Linked DNA regions of Homo sapiens: region 1 is linked to region 2. A link is an interaction called in ENCODE POLR2A ChIA-PET data of the cell type or tissue named here. Cell type or tissue: PC-9. All regions are shown on one strand. Each heading gives the region's core, and the rest is flanking DNA. Links, peaks and the distances in the headings are about the cores only.

Region 1 (2,910 bases), core at 311-2,810, 540 kb after region 2:
ACCAATATGGGTAGAGCCAAGCGGTCACCCAAATCACTCATGTGACCCCATGTGTTTCTGACAGGGAAGGCGGGGCCCAGCCAGGTGGAAAGGGGCTATCCACAGGTTAGGCAGCAGGTCCCTATAGGAGCCAGCCCAGAAGCCAGGCCCCCGGCCCTTCTCATACAGCCCTGCACCTGCCCATGAAGGGAGTGAGGCCAGGACAGACGCCTGTGAAGCTGCGCTGAGCACCGGGTCCAGACTTCAGTGAGGGGCTGCTCCGCCTGCAGCTGGAGGCACCCTCCTCTCTACCCTCCACAGAGACTCTGAACGCTCTCGGAAGGTTGGCCCCAGTGTCTGCACAGCCAGGAAGTCTGAGGTGGCACAAAGGAGCCACGCAGGTCTGCTCTCAAAGTTTCCCTCCTATCCTATTTCCAAAGTTGCCCCCAAGCCTCTACTACCTCCTGCCTCAAAGGCAGCAAGACCCACACCAATAAAAGGGAGTCTCCGCCAAGTGCTCAAGAGAACATGGAATGGGAAGGGGAACAGCCACCTGGAGGGGAGCTCACCAGGGTCCTGCAAAGCAGAAGATGCACACACCCCAGGACCCAGCAGCCCCTTCCAGGCGTGACCCTGGAGAGCCTCAAGCACATTGTTCGCCTGGGTGTTCACAGTAGTGGGAGTGACAAAACAGGGGAACCACCCGGCCATCTCTCAGAAGGCAAATGAGTAAACGGAGGTCCACCCACAATAAAATACTACACAGCAATTAAAATGACAGGGCAAGACTTCCATGTATCAGCAAAGATAAATCTCAAAATCATAAGGCTATGAAATCTCATACTCACAATGAAATGTCAAATGGATATATGAGACTGTTTACATAACTGCTGAAAACATACAAAGCAGTAATACATATATATTTTATGCATACATATGTGGTAAAAATTAAAAACATACAAATTGCACAAAACACCAACTTCTTATTTGTGACAGTAAATACCTCTGGAGGGAGTAGGATGGAGAAGAAATAGAGTGAGCTTTAGCTACGTCTATAATATTTTATTTCCTTAAAAAAAGAATCTTAAGCAAATAGAGAAAAATGTTAGCACCTATTTAACTTACACAGTAGAAACAAAGATATCTGTTACTTTTTTTGTTTTCATTTTTCTGTTTTGGCTTATTTTAGAATTAAAATTTTTTAACATCTAAAAAATATATCGTGAGAGGCAAAAAGCGGGGCTGTGTAATATAAATTAGCAGGAAAAATTCTTTATAATGAAGAGGCAAGAGAGTGGGCACTGAGGAGCAGCCCTGATAGACCTGATCTTCACATGTGTTAATTTGTGGGAACAGGACCACATAGGACTGGGAAGTGTTTCTTGTGGAGAATCAAGGAAGGTTCCTGGGAACAATTCAAAAGAAGAAAAAAAACCACACACACACACACACACACACACACACACACACAGAGAGAGAGAGAGAGAGAGAGAGAGAGATTCACTGTGGTGTTATTTATTGTGTGAAAAAAACAGAAACTCACAGCTCAGGTTACAAAAGAAATATGACTATAACGTATGCTACAGTGATATGAACAATAAGCTGGAGACAGGGCAGGGGCGGCGAGGCGGGGAGGCGTTTATGGCATACGCCACCGCAGGTGGGTCCCCTATTCAGTAACGTGAGTAGAGAACAAAATTCCCCTGCTCTATCCAAATTAGGCCTGCAAGAAACAAGGGCTCAAGGGAACGTGGGAAAATGAAGACGGTTTGTTGAATGAGATTTACAGCTTTCCACTACCTGGAGAAGCAAGTCACAAAGGGCTCTCCGTGGAGCCCAGGCACTGCACCCCAGCTGCCCGCTTTTCTCCAAGCACTTTCTCCTGCCCTTTTCTTGGACCCTCCCTCTCCCCGGGGCCCAGGGAAGGCTGCCCTAAGCACTGACTCCTCTCCTGGGGCAGTGAGATTTCCCTCTCATATTTCCAGGCTGGAACAAATCCCCCAAAGACTCCCGTAAATCAGGTCCAGATGCTGCACATGTCACAGAAAAAGGCTGAGAAGTCAACAGCTCCAGAAATCAGGAGGCGAAGCGGCAAGATCCCGTTTCATTTCCCAAGGCCCCTGCTTAAGACACAGCCTTAAGCAAAAGACACGTTTTCATTTTGCATTTGCCTTAAAATGTCTCCCAACTCTCTGAGAGCCACATCAGTTCTAAAATCTTCAACTGCTCACATTTCTTTTTTTTTCTTTTTTTTTTTTTTTTTTGAGAAGGAGTTTTGTCTCCCAGGCTGGAGTGCAGTGTTGTGATTTTGGTTCACTGCAACCTCCGCCTCCTGGGTTCAGGCAATTCTCCTGCCTCAGCCTCTCGAGCAGCTGGGACTACAGGTGCCCACCACCACGCCTGGCCAATTTTTGTATTTTTAGTAGAGACGGGGTTTCACTATGTTGGCCAGGCTGGTCTCGAACTCCTGACCTCAGGTGATCCGCCCGCCTCGGCCTCCCAAAGTTCTAGGATTACAGGCGTGAGCCACCGCGCCCGGCCTGTTCACATTTCTGATCAAAGCGAAAGCCACTCAGTCACTCAGTGAGCCCAAAGAAGAGACCAGTAAGCAGGGCCAGCCTACCTGGCAGTTTACATCCTCTGCAAACGCTGCTCAGCAAATTCAACTATGTAGCCAATCACTCTTCCCTCAAGTGAGTTTTAAAGGGTAACACCAGAGGGAAACGGTGCTCTCGGACAAGTCACGGGGGTGCCCACTGCCCAGCTGTGCACCAGGGGGCACCCCCACTGGGGTGGGGAGATTTCCCTCTCACATTTCCAGGCTGGAACAAGTCCCCCAAAGACCCCCATAAATCAGGCCCCAGGGGGCCCTCAGCGCTTGGAGACTCTGGCCACAGACGTCAGCAGTGACTGCCCAGGCCTGGCAGGTTC
Region 2 (2,910 bases), core at 247-2,746:
TGCTCGAATACCATTGATTATTTATGGATATCCACATATGTGGTAAAAGTAAAAAGTCATGTATGAGAATAATCAACGTGGAATTCCCGAGAGCGGTTGCCTCTGGGCATAGAGGGAGGGAAATGAAACGAGGGAGTGGTCCATGGAGAGTTCAATGGTATCTGTGAGGTTTGTGTCTTAAAAAAAATATGTGAAGCGAATATGGAAAAGAATGTTAAGACTTGACAAAGTCTGGTGGTGGGTACATGTAATTCCCTAGACTCTGCATTCTTGGAATATTCCATAATAAAAAATAAATAAAGTTAAAAAATGGAAAGTAGGACACCAACTCAGAAAGTGCATGAGACGGGCGGAGAAGACACAGGGGAGGAGTGGGCTGGTGGGCCCTTCTGGTGTGAATCTGGACATGGTGACATGGGGCGTGGAGGGCACCTGGGCACCAGAGCTGACTTGTGGGGTGCGTGTGCCCAGCCCTGCTAACCACAACATGCGATGCCTCTTTCCCTTCTTTTTCTGGCTGTACTTCTTAGACCTGCGGTCTGCTGGGAATTGAAAGTCTCAGCAGCAAGGCTTTGGTGCTGGACCATCTTGTTCTGAGGTGTGCTGCCTGCCCTAAGTACCTCCCTGGGTGGCTCCAGCCTTTGTACTCCAGGGCTGATGTAAGAACAGCACAAGTTCATGCTCACCTCCCACGAAGGGATGGAGGAAGCTTTGGGGCCTGGAGATCCTGATTTTATTTTACTTCCTCAGGCTTTACTAAGTGCTCAGATAATTCATGGAAGTCTCCACTGTCCTGGTCATATGCGCTTATTAATCTGCCTGGTCTCGTCCTTTTTATTCTTAATAACAACGTGTCCAGTTCAGTTCTATGTCAACATTCCAAGAAAATCCAGACTGAGCCTCCTCCTCACCAGTGCTCCTGTCTAGTCCTGGAGGCAGGGGACCTGCTCTGGAATCTCAGCTCATGCAGCAAGTACCCGGATGACTTTAGGCAAATCATGTCACCTCGCTAGATCTCCCTCTCTTCCTCTGGTACATGGGGCATCCATACCTGCCTCACCAGGTTGGTATGATGTCATGGTTGCATAATGTATCATTTGTCACAGTTCCAAGCGCGCTGTCTGCATGAGAACTGGCAGACTGAGTTTGCCTAGCACAGACACAAAGCATTGATTTACCTTTCCCTAGGGTCAGATTTGGCACTCAGCATTGCAGGCCTTTCAGATTCTGGTTGTCTCTTTCTTCTCACCAAGCTACCCTTCCTCCTCCTTCCTTCACTCCCAGCCGTTCTTTCCCAAGTTACCTCTCTCAGATTCCTGCAGAAAAGCCTGAGTGCCAGCCTCCAGCTCTGGATAAGATTCTCCAAGAGTGGTTCTCAATCTTGCAGAAACTCAGAATCTCCTAGGAGCTCAAAACAACACCACCAACAACAACAACACCTCTTCTCCAAGCCGCAGACTCAGGAAATGTGATTCATTCAATCTGCCTGGGGTGGTCTAGGCATAGTACTTTCTTTACCTTCTATCGCATTAGGTGAGCCTACTGTCTGTACTAAGATTCTGATCTGTAAACACCAGACTTTCCTCTTGGGCTCCTGAGGAGCTCCCCCACCATCCTAACAATGGGAAGGAGCTATCACACCTTCATTTTTTCGGTTTCTCAAATTCTTTCCCAAGCCACCGCCCGGTGCAGTGGCTCACGCCTGTAATCCCAGCACTTTGGGAACTCAGGCAGGAGGATTGCTTAAGGCCAGGAGTTCAAGACCAGCCTGGCTAACGTAATGAGACTCTGTCTCTATTAAAAAAGTAAGAGAAAACGTTTAAAAAGAAAACATTTAATAATTTGCATGTTTTTCACAAAGTTCTTCCCTAATTTTACCTTGGATAACTTGTGTGGTAGGCAGAACAGAAATAACCTCCAGGCTGTCTCAAAGGGTGAAATGGCTTTTCCTCCCAGGGCCCATATGTGCTTCTGATCTGCTTGTCCTGGGACCTAGTTGCCCTCCTGCCTGTGGAGCTCACTCTTACCACAGATCTGAAATAAACAGCCCAAATTAAACCCAGCTACATAAAGCCATCATCTTAGACTGTGAAGAATTTGTATTTAAGGGATATTTCCTATTTATTTTGGGCTTGTGTCTCCTAAGACATTGATGCTGAGTGTGGCTAAAGATTTTGAGCAGGCCCTGGCGTGTGGTCCTTGAAGGCACTGCAGGCTCGAGGGTCCCTCTGGAATCTTCCACCTTAGCCACGTCCTCCTCTCTGCGGCTCCTCCTGGCTCAGTGGGCTCCCCCGTTGTGCATGACACAGCAAGCCTCTGAGGCTCGGACTCTCTTGGGCTGCTTCTCCCTATTCCAGGTACAGACTCCAGGCTAATGGAGGATCTGGAGCCTAAAGAGCGGAAGAGACTTACCCCAAATCACACAGCTGTGGTCACAGCAATTGAAAATGGTGTGGCGGGAGGGGCAGTGCTTGGAACTCTTGGCTTTGGTTCACACTTGTCTAGAGGCCTAGGCTAGGAGGTTGGGTCTGGAGCCACATACTTATCTCAACAGCATTTAGCTTTCAATGAGCAGCATGGCTAAAGTCTTACTTCTAGTTAAATAAGGTGGTGACACCCTGGAAGTTTCCACAAGCCTCTGGCTAAGAACTGGTTATAAAAGGTAAAGCAGAGGCTCATTTCCAGTTGAATACTCATCCCAGGATGGGAATAGAGGCATCTTAGACAGAAAGGGGAAACAGAAGTACCAAGGAAGTTTGGCTGAAATTTGGGGAAGATACTGACAAATTGAGTATAACTGACTATATATATTTTGATATTTGGTTAAACTTTTGATGGGTTGGTACAATTTCATTCTTTGCTTCCCTACTCCTGCAAAACAACTTTTTATATAGCATGTTCTGATGTCTT

What was found. ChIA-PET counts read pairs that join two places held together with the same protein. Peaks named below come from ENCODE experiments on the same cell type or tissue, not always from the same donor. Only the 100,000 strongest peaks of a DNase experiment are listed, where the experiment ranks them.
Region 1: POLR2A ChIA-PET joins it to region 2 with 5 read pairs; 4 of 35 experiments call an interaction of 5 or more read pairs at or near these places.

The regions. Positions count from the first base shown.
Region 1 is chr3:195,251,279-195,254,188 of GRCh38, forward strand. All of the region lies in intron 1 of XXYLT1 (xyloside xylosyltransferase 1), which reads right to left. Among named protein-coding and RNA genes, the nearest start is that of XXYLT1, 18 kb to the right of the region's middle. RefSeq lists a silencer at 568-617 and enhancers at 1,437-1,486, 2,276-2,910. In PC-9, for the core only: no CTCF peak of the experiment used is centred there; no DNase peak of the experiment used is centred there.
Region 2 is chr3:194,714,120-194,717,029 of GRCh38, forward strand. All of the region lies in intron 1 of LINC01968 (long intergenic non-protein coding RNA 1968), which reads left to right. The region is part of intron 2 of LOC105374292 (a long non-coding RNA gene); the gene reads left to right. Among named protein-coding and RNA genes, the nearest start is that of LINC01968, 7.2 kb to the left of the region's middle. In PC-9, for the core only: no CTCF peak of the experiment used is centred there; DNase peaks (open chromatin) are centred at 1,092 and 1,512; H3K4me3 peaks cover 612 bases; H3K27ac peaks cover 2,500 bases.